Regions from separate parts of the Homo sapiens genome. Here regions 1 and 2 are each linked to region 3. The links are chromatin contacts, found by Hi-C or POLR2A ChIA-PET in ENCODE. All regions are on one chromosome and are shown on one strand. The core of a region is the stretch at or near the end of the contact, and the rest is flanking DNA. Distances in the headings are between cores, read along the strand shown. Region 1 overlaps PIP5K1B (phosphatidylinositol-4-phosphate 5-kinase type 1 beta). Region 2 overlaps PIP5K1B (phosphatidylinositol-4-phosphate 5-kinase type 1 beta). Region 3 overlaps TMEM252-DT (TMEM252 divergent transcript).

What was found. A loop is a pair of places that touch in the nucleus more often than their neighbours do. ChIA-PET counts read pairs that join two places held with the same protein, here RNA polymerase II (POLR2A). Pooled maps may share reads with other maps.
Region 1: a map of OCI-LY7 shows a loop between it and region 3 (8-fold over the local background). The contact joins two enhancer-like sites. A Hi-C loop is called at or near these places in 1 of 168 maps with a recorded cell type or tissue (OCI-LY7), 16 of 37 single-sample maps with no recorded cell type and 13 of 50 pooled maps. POLR2A ChIA-PET finds 5 or more read pairs at or near these places in 1 of 52 experiments (OCI-LY7).
Region 2: a loop to region 3 is called in a map with no recorded cell type, with 4 times the contacts of the local background. The contact joins two enhancer-like sites. A Hi-C loop is called at or near these places in 2 of 168 maps with a recorded cell type or tissue (OCI-LY7 and psoas muscle), 13 of 37 single-sample maps with no recorded cell type and 11 of 50 pooled maps. POLR2A ChIA-PET finds 5 or more read pairs at or near these places in 2 of 52 experiments (OCI-LY7 and activated T-cell).

Annotation. Positions count from the first base shown.
Region 1 is chr9:68,951,093-68,954,017 of GRCh38, forward strand. The region is part of intron 14 of PIP5K1B (phosphatidylinositol-4-phosphate 5-kinase type 1 beta); the gene reads left to right. It overlaps LOC101927069 (a long non-coding RNA gene), which reads right to left. Exons shown (of 3, transcript NR_110647.1): 3 at 1,996-2,925. Among named protein-coding and RNA genes, the nearest start is that of PRKACG, 62 kb to the right of the region's middle. Within about 2 kb of position 1,284, at least 3 of the 41 ENCODE cell types and tissues checked have a DNase peak (open chromatin) inside an H3K27ac peak, as active enhancers do; they include OCI-LY7, where a contact is called at or near this core.
Region 2 is chr9:68,932,297-68,935,160 of GRCh38, forward strand. It overlaps PIP5K1B (phosphatidylinositol-4-phosphate 5-kinase type 1 beta), which reads left to right. Exons shown (of 16, transcript NM_003558.4): 13 at 2,594-2,749. Among named protein-coding and RNA genes, the nearest start is that of PRKACG, 80 kb to the right of the region's middle. RefSeq lists an enhancer at 1-934. Within about 2 kb of position 1,260, at least 4 of the 41 ENCODE cell types and tissues checked have a DNase peak (open chromatin) inside an H3K27ac peak, as active enhancers do; they include OCI-LY7, where a contact is called at or near this core.
Region 3 is chr9:68,642,680-68,645,586 of GRCh38, forward strand. It overlaps TMEM252-DT (TMEM252 divergent transcript), which reads left to right. Exons shown (of 5, transcript NR_187592.1): 5 at 914-1,771. Among named protein-coding and RNA genes, the nearest start is that of PIP5K1B, 61 kb to the right of the region's middle. RefSeq lists an enhancer at 1,231-1,310. Within about 2 kb of position 1,277, at least 3 of the 41 ENCODE cell types and tissues checked have a DNase peak (open chromatin) inside an H3K27ac peak, as active enhancers do; they include OCI-LY7, where a contact is called at or near this core.

The sequences.
Region 1 (2,925 bases), core at 34-2,533, 310 kb after region 3:
AATAATATTAATCTAAAATGGAATCATTTAATAACCTGTTTTCAAGGATAAAGTAATAAAGGTGACATGTGTAATGAAGTAATGGAGCTCATTATTTTTCCAGCCAGCCCTATTAAAAATTAGTGTGTGGAAGGTCACAAATAACTTAAAAATGACCAGATTTGTTTTCAAAATGAAGGATTTGGCTATAATGCAAATTTCATCCTGAAGGCTACATGGGGAAAAAAATAATGGTAGAGTTTCTCTGTCTTTTCTTTCATTGCTTCTCATCACACTGGAAGAATGGTTCAGACTAAGCACTTTGTCTGGGAGAAGATTTTTTGTCTTTTATTTATGTATGAGTGCATTTCAGTTGGTGTCCTCCTAATTCCAACCACCCTCACCTGCTGCTTTCTGTGTGGTCACTGAGTTGTGACAGGAGAGAGGCCAGGTATTCGAAGGCCAGGTCAAAGCTCATTTAGGGAACCGGTCGAGCCTTCGCCTTTTCCCTGTTCACCCTCCTGCCTTTCCAACCTAAGTGGTAAAACTCATCCTGAAAGAATCACGGAGCTTTGGAGATGAGAGGGAACTTTGGCCATCATGTCATCCAGCCCTTTTATTTATTAAAAAAGGTATTGATTGATTTTAAAATTTATAAATTATTTTTGTAACAAAACTCTATGCCCAGAGTTTAACAAATAGTCGTGTAACATGTGTTAAGAAAAAGAGCAAGCCGTAGTCCACCTCCCCCTACGTCTTCATGTGCAATCACCTTCAACTCTTTGAGCTGATTCCTTTGGCAATTACTTTGGTTTTTCTAAATAACATGCTTATATTGTTATTGCTTGATCTATTGGGTGTAGGCATTAGCTAATAACTGCCCACTATAGAAGACGAAGATTTAGCTGTCTTTTCTCCACCCGACACATACCACGTATGTGTACTGTTCCCACCCCCTCCTCCTACACCCTTCCAGTTTCCCTGTATAGTTACATCTTGACTGTAGTCCGATCGATATTGAGTGTTTTATTATGGCTTTGTGAATAGTGTCATATACTATGTTTCAGTTTCCTTTCCTGTGTGACTTTTTGTTTTTATTGTAATAAATGACTGCCTTGTTCTTCGGTTTGCTTAGTTTTCTGTGTATTTTTCCTTAATAGAACCCTAAGCTTTCCACCAGTGTCTTCATTTCTTCTCAAACCATTTAAGTGCATGAGGTTCTGTTCCTTTTATTGTCTTGCAGAAGTTTCCGCCAGACACTTCTGACCAGCCTGGACTGAACTGGTTGCCCTCTAGGACCTGATGTACAAATGTTACTTTGGGGCCTCTCTGCTCCATCATTCTGGGGATTCTAGTAACCTCTTGTCTGTATCAGTTCCGTTGTTTGTCATCTCCTACATCTTCCTCTTTGCTTCTTCCTCTTTCTTGGTTTACTCCCTCATTTTGGTGGAACACATTTTCCAGAAGAAAATCCTCCAGTATGAAAAATATTCATTGCAGGCAAAATATTTGAGATCTTGCATGTCTTAAGTCTTTATTCTAACCCTAACACTTGATTGATAGATTAACTAGTATAGAATTCTAGATTGCAAATATTTTGGATTTTTTTTTTCAACATGGTGAAGGCTTGGCTCCATTGTCTTCTAGTTTCCAATTACCATTGAGAAATCCAGTGCTGTTCTGATTTCTGATCTTCTGTAAATGGCTTGCTTTCTTTGCCTGCCTGTCTGCCTGTCTGCCTGCCTGCCTGCCTGCCTTCCTTCCTTCCTTCCTTTCTTCCTTCCTTTCTTTCTTTCTTCCTATTATTATTATTATTATTGCAGAAACCTGTAAACTCTTTGATTTTCTCTCAGAGTCTCAGTATTTCATGATGCTAGGCCTTGGTGCAGGTCTATTTTCAGCCAGCATGCTAAGCACTCAGGGGACCTTTTCAACCTGCAAACTCATGTTTTGAGTTTGGGGAAATTTTCTAAACTATTTTCTTATTTCCTCCTCTCTATTTTCTTTTTCCTTTTTGTAATTCCTTTTATGCATACAGAATATCCTGGATTTGTCTTCCAATTTTCTCTACTTTTCTGTCTTCAGTCCCATCTATTTATGTTTCTGTCCTAGTTTCTGAGAGATTTCCTCAACTTCATCTCCTAATCCTTCCACTGAGTTTTTAATTTCCATTACCATGTTTTATAAGAATTCTTTTTTTGTTCGCTGAGATTTTATTTTTTAGCAATCTTTCCTTTTTTCATGATTGTAATTTCTCTTTTTTCCTGAAGATATTAGGATTATGTTTTTTGTTTTGCCCTGAATTTTGTTTCTTCTCCCTTTTTAGTCTCGGTTTTCATCCAGGCTGCCTTTTTCTCTTTGTAGTCTACATGTTCTATACTGGAGGTTTTCCTCAGATTTTTGGAAATCTTCATTTGTCTGCTCAACTAAGGCTTGAGTGGGAGACTAGAAAACTGATTAGAGGCCAGGTGTGGTGGTTCACACCTATAATCCCAGCATATTTGGAGGCCGAGGTAGGAGGACTGTTGGAGCCCAGGAGTTCGAGACCAGCCTGGGCAATACTAGTGAGACCCCATCCCTACAAAAAAAATTAAAATTAGCCAAGTGCAGTGACACACCTGTAGTCCCAGCTACTCAGAGGCTCAGATGGCTTGAGCCTGGGTGGTTGAGGCTGCAGTGAGCTGTTATTGCACCATTGTACTCCAGCCTGGGCAACAGAGCAAGACTCTGTCTTAAAAAAAAAAAAAAAAAAAAAAAAATCCCTGACTGGAAACTTAAGCACTTGAGCAGAGCTTGTTGACCAGCAAGCTATTGAGCTGGTCAGACTCCCTATAGGAGATGCTTCCAGTTTCTTGCTTGGAGGAGAAAGGCCTGGCTGTCAGCCTTCTGGGACATCTGGCAGGAACAGGTGTCTTAGCATCTAGTATATACATATTTACTTCCTCT
Region 2 (2,864 bases), core at 10-2,509, 290 kb after region 3:
TGGTCTCAGGGCCACATTACACCCTTAAAAATTATTGAGGACACCAAAGAGCTTTTATTTATGTGGGTGATAGCTATCTATATTTCACATATTAGAAATTAAAATTGAGAAAAATTTAAAAATATTTATTAATTCTTACCAGTTAACAAAAAAAATTGCGTGTTAACATCAGTCAATTTTTAACATAAATAATTACAAAATATAATTATATTTTCCACAAATAATTTAGTGAGAAAAGTGGAATTGTTTTACCTTTTTGTTTGAAATCCTTAACGTCTGGCTTAATAGAAGATAAGTTGGAGTCTCACATCTGCTTCTGAATTCAATATGTGGTGACATCACAGGTCATGTAACATCTAGAAAACTCTACACATATGAGAGAATGAAAGTGAAAAAGGCAAATAATGTCTTATGATGATGATGAAAATAATTTTAACATCACAGATCTTCTGAAAGGGTCTCAGAGACCCCTTAGTTTCCACCCCACATCTGAGATCCTCTGATTTAGAAGTTTTAAAATACAGCTGGGCACAGTGGCTCATGCCTGTAATCCTAGCACTTTGGGAGGCCAAGGCAGGCAGATCACCTGAGGTCAGGAGTTCGAAACCAGCCTGACCAACATGGAGAAACCCCGTCTCTACTAAAAATACAAAATTAGCCAGGCATGGTGGCGCATGCCTGTAATCCCAGCTACTCAGGAAGCTGAGGCAGGAGAATTGCTTGAACCTGGGAGGCGGAGGTTGCAGTGAGCCGAGATTGCGCCATTCTCTCCAGCCTGGGCAACAAGAGCAAAACTCCGTCTCAAAAAAAAAAAAAAGAAGAAGAAGCAGTTTTAAAATACTATATTGAAAGACAGGAGTTTATTGAAGGTCTATAAAAGTTAGCAGATAGAGATGATAGGTTGATAGGTGTAGCAAACCACCTTGGCACATGTATACCTATGTAACAAACCTGCATGTTCAGCACATGTATCCCAGAACTTAAAGAAAAATAAAATAAAATAAAATAAATAAAAGTTAGCAGATAGAATGTTAAGGCAGAGGCCAGTGTGACAATAATGGCTTCTTCCTTGTAAAACAAGTGTAACCACTGTTTGAGAGAGTGGAGAATTAAGGTAAACATAACTTATTTTTTAAACATTCAAAAATTTCTTCCCCTCAAAGAAAAACAAATTCAAGGTTTATCTTTTTCTCCCCTCAGTTTAACCAGAAAACAGAATGCTAAAGAACTAGAAAATGAACCACCTAGAAAGCAACTTAAGAAAAGAAAGACACCTGAAATTCATGCTTGCTAGTTCTGTGACCCTGAGCAAGCCACAATCTTTCTATTCTCAGTTTCTGGGCCTAAAAAAGGGCCTTCCTCTTCCTCATACATGTGGATGGTTTGAGATATGCAATGTGAATGTTGGATTCCAGACTCTAAAGCCCTCCACAAATGTTATTTATTAGGATGATGATATTATTATGATTCTAAGACTGCTCGAGGGACAAATAAACCTTCCCTTCTCTTTAAGTGGAGAGATTGTCCTCCATTCTTCTCTCATTTGTGTGTCCCAAAGTCCTTCTCCAATTAAGTTCTTGCAAGCAGCCTCTGGGAAGGCCCCAGATGAGCTGTGTAATCTAAGCTCTGAGATTCCCAAGGCTAAACACAATTACTCTAATACACTTACTATCAGGCTACCCCTTTATGCAAACTTCTAAAGGAAGAGAGACACTGCCAAAAACATATTCAGGGGAAAACATAAAGAGGCCTCAACTTCCCTCTCCCCCTCCCTCCAAGGAAATTCTCAAGCAATATTAAGCCAAGAAGAATTATTGCAGCAAATAGTGAATGTAAATAAGGATGGCCTTGCTGCCGCTTAAGCAGCTTCCATGGACGTGTCCTCCATGAAGTCCCAGGCTTCAGCAAGCATGATTGATGGTGAAGTACATTTTCATTAGTTCAGGTTCCCAACACACTTCTGAAGTTGTAGACTGCTGTTTAGACAAAGATTGGAAGTGAATTATACGTCTGACATAAAACCATGACCTAGAAAAGAGCTAAAGGGTAGGAAATGTCAGTGGAAAGTCACAGAAAGAAAAAAGCAACCAGAAGTAACTTGGCTAAATTGGGCAACATGAGTAGAAGATTAAACATTGGCATGTTTAGAAATTCCCAGTCCCAAGTTAATAAAACCAGGGTCGTGAGAATTCTCTATACTTTACCATCTGTGCTTATCAACTCACCCATCCTCCTCCCAGCACTAGAAAAACATTGTTTGGAGAGGGGGGAATGATTCTTTAGCAATAAAACATTTGAATTTTACCTCAAGTAAGACTTTATTGCAAAATCTGGAGAGAAATTTTAACTTTTAATTTGCTCTAGGAAATTCTGATTTAAGTCAAGTCATTTTGGACAAATAATATAGCCAATTCATCGTATTCATCAGATGAAACAAGTTCATCTCCCTTTCCATATATATAAAATAAGCGTCTTGTCTTCTATTCAAATAATAACTAAAATGTTAATAAATAATAAAATATTCACTTTTAAATAAAATAGTAATGTGATTTTACAGTAAATATCTGTATTTGTCCTTTTCCTTTCTGTCTAGCTTTGAAGGCTTCACCGTCTAAGAAACGGTGCAATTCAATCGCCGCCCTAAAGGCCACTTCACAGGAGATTGTGTCCTCAATTAGCCAGGAATGGAAGGATGAGAAGCGGGATTTGCTGACTGAAGGACAAAGTTTTAGCAGCCTTGATGAAGAAGGTAAAGATATGTAACTTTTTTAAAAAGACAAACGTTCTTGTGATTTATTTATACAAGTAAATTTGCAGAAGAAAAATTTAAAAATACCTGCTCTAAGAAATAAAATATATTAATT
Region 3 (2,907 bases), core at 27-2,526:
CATTAAGTGCAGGGGCTGCAAAATATCTCAAGCACTAATCTTAGGAGAAGTTTAGGGAGGGTCAGAATTTTATAGCCTCCAGCTGCATGACTTCTAAATCATAATTTTTAACCTTGTGGCTAATTTCTCAGTCCTACAAAGGCAGTCTAGTCCCCAGGCAAAAAGGAGGTTTGTTTTGGGAAAGGGCTGTCATCATCTTTGTTTTAAACTATAAACTGTTTCTCCCAAAGTTAGTTCGGCCTATGCCCAGGAATGAACAAGGACAGCTTGGAGGTTAGAAGCGAGATGGAGTTGGTTAGGTCAGATCTCTTTCACCGTCTCAGTTACAATTTTGCAATGGCTGTTCAATCATTCTAAATCTCAGTTTCCTCAGCAGAAAATAAAGAGATGATAATAGTACCAACCTTATAGGATTACTGTAAATTCTATAAGGTAATTATAGAATTCTATAAGGTAATTATAGAGAGGTAATTCCTATAAGGAGCTTAGCCCAATGGCTGGAAAATATATGTAGGCCATTGTTAATATGCATATATAGTTATAATTACGGTGTAGTTCTGTTTTTCTTCTACCAACCCTATCTTCAAATATACTTGCTGTCAGTTAAAGTTCAATATCTTATAAAGAGATTTTAAGGCTTGGGAAAGATTAGTGAAATCAAGAAACTGGGAGTTGCTAAAAAGTTAGTTATAAGGCAAGAAGCCAGAAACATCACCCTCCCTGGATTCAGGCTGTTCCCCAATAATCTAAAGTGAGAAACATAAATAGGGCAAAGATAATCTACTTCATAAGATTATGAATAAATGACATGCAAGGATTTTTTTTATTCTATAGCTCCTGTCACAGCATTGAGAAAGCAAACTTTTCATGAGGCAGTCACTGTCATTTGCTCTTTATTGCCTTAAATTTCCAGGCCGTGGAACCCCAAAGTCAACCCCCAAGCATCCCCAGAAGAAAAGTACACTTTGAATAATTACAGTCCTTTAACTTTCCTGATTCAACCTTCAAAGGCCACGAATTGCTTCTAACGAAGAAGCTGAAGTGAAAGAAGAAGGAACGTCAACAAAAATGTCTGTTTGTGTTATCTCTTTACTTTCACGGTTTATAGGTTTGGGGGAAAGTTTTTATTTTCGGTGGAATAGAAGAAGGGAAGAAGAGAGACTAAAAAGCATTTCTTAGATTTCCAGAAGCAGTAATGGAAAATCCCGACCCTAGAGTCTTGCTTTCTTCCTAGAAATAGAATGCTCCTGAAGTTCCCAGGAGAGCCCTTGGCAGACAGATGTCAATCATTCCATCCCTTGTTTTGCTGGGTGGAGTCACTGGAGCTTAAAGAAGGGGAAGTAAACTCAAGCACACATCCTGGTGACCTCTAGCCACGGGTCAAATTTCACTGATGTCAATTAAAAATGACCAAAGACCCGCCCCTGTGAAAACCCTGTGGGCAGCCATTTTGTCTCAGGGAAACTGCCCAGATCTGATGTAAAGTATTTCCGGACGTCTCTTCGTTGTATATGGCATTTCCCTGAAATAAGCAACTCTCTGAAAAATATCATAGCGCAGATCAAAATGAAGTACTCTGTGGTGAAGTAGAAGTACACAGTCAACAAAGAAACTTGCCCTCAGGCTGCACAGTAAAACGTTGGAAATCCCAGAGCAGCAACTTGGAAATCCCACCTGCTACATATTTGCCTGAGTACTTTAAGGTTCTATGGACAATTGTCTCTCTGCGTAGATTAACCTTAAATAAACTTGTTGCGTTTTGAGGTGGTATTTCTTGTTTCATTTCTCTTGCTTTTCTCCCCTATTTTATAATAAGTTTCATTCACACTGTGATACTTTAAGAAGAGATAACCTTCTACTAAGGGATGTTGCTGTGATAACCTCCAAGCCACAAACACAGGTTTTAATCTTACCTCAGGGAAGTCCTGCCTCCCTTGCAGACTAGTTTATGTCTGAGTGGATTTGCCTATCAGCGTCTTTTCTGATGAGGCATGTAGCCCAGCACGGCAGCAAAGAATCCTGCAGTAGGCAGATAAAGCTTTCTAAAAATGTTTTAATTTTACTTTAAATTGACAAATAATAATTGTATATACTTATGTGGTACAATGTGATGTTTCAATACATGCATACATTGTGGAATGATCAAATCAGGCTAATTAACCATACACATTACCTTACATACTCATTTTTTTGTGATGAGAACATTTAAAATCTAGTCTTTCAGCAATTTTGAAATATACAATCCATTATTGTTCTAGTCACTACACTGTGCAATAGATCACCAGAACTTATGCCTCAGATAAAGCTTTGAATCCTGTGAATCCTGTTACCACAGAATAGCAAGTGACCTCAGACCAGTTACTTAACCCCTCTAAAGCTCAATTTCCTCATCTCTACTATTGAGACTATAATAGCATCTACTTCACAGGGATGTTGGAAGGATTACGTGCTCTCAAGAAGGCTTAGTAAATCCTAACTCCTACTACATTATTTTATTGAGGTCTCATCGAATTAGATACCCGAGAGAGAGAAAATGAAAGGGAAGTGCTTAACATTTGTGACAACCTTAACGTGATCTGCACATTTCCTAAAAATTATACACTTGTATGACTTCATTTCCCCCAAGATAGTATATTAGTACTTTGGAAAGTGTGAGATGAAAAATTGTTATCCTGAACTGCAATATCCTACTTTCTGACTTCAAATCCTTATCTCTCCTGCACTTCTCACTATACCATCGCTTAGACCTCATTAGGGTCACCTCACGGCCTGTGCTTATCCTCCCACCTTTCCCATATCCTCCCACCTTTCCAGAAACTTTCCATGTATCAGTTACCCCTTCTCTCCTCTCAGCTGGGTCCTTCCCACAAGTAATGAAGCCCTAGGTCACTCTAGGCCTTTCCATAT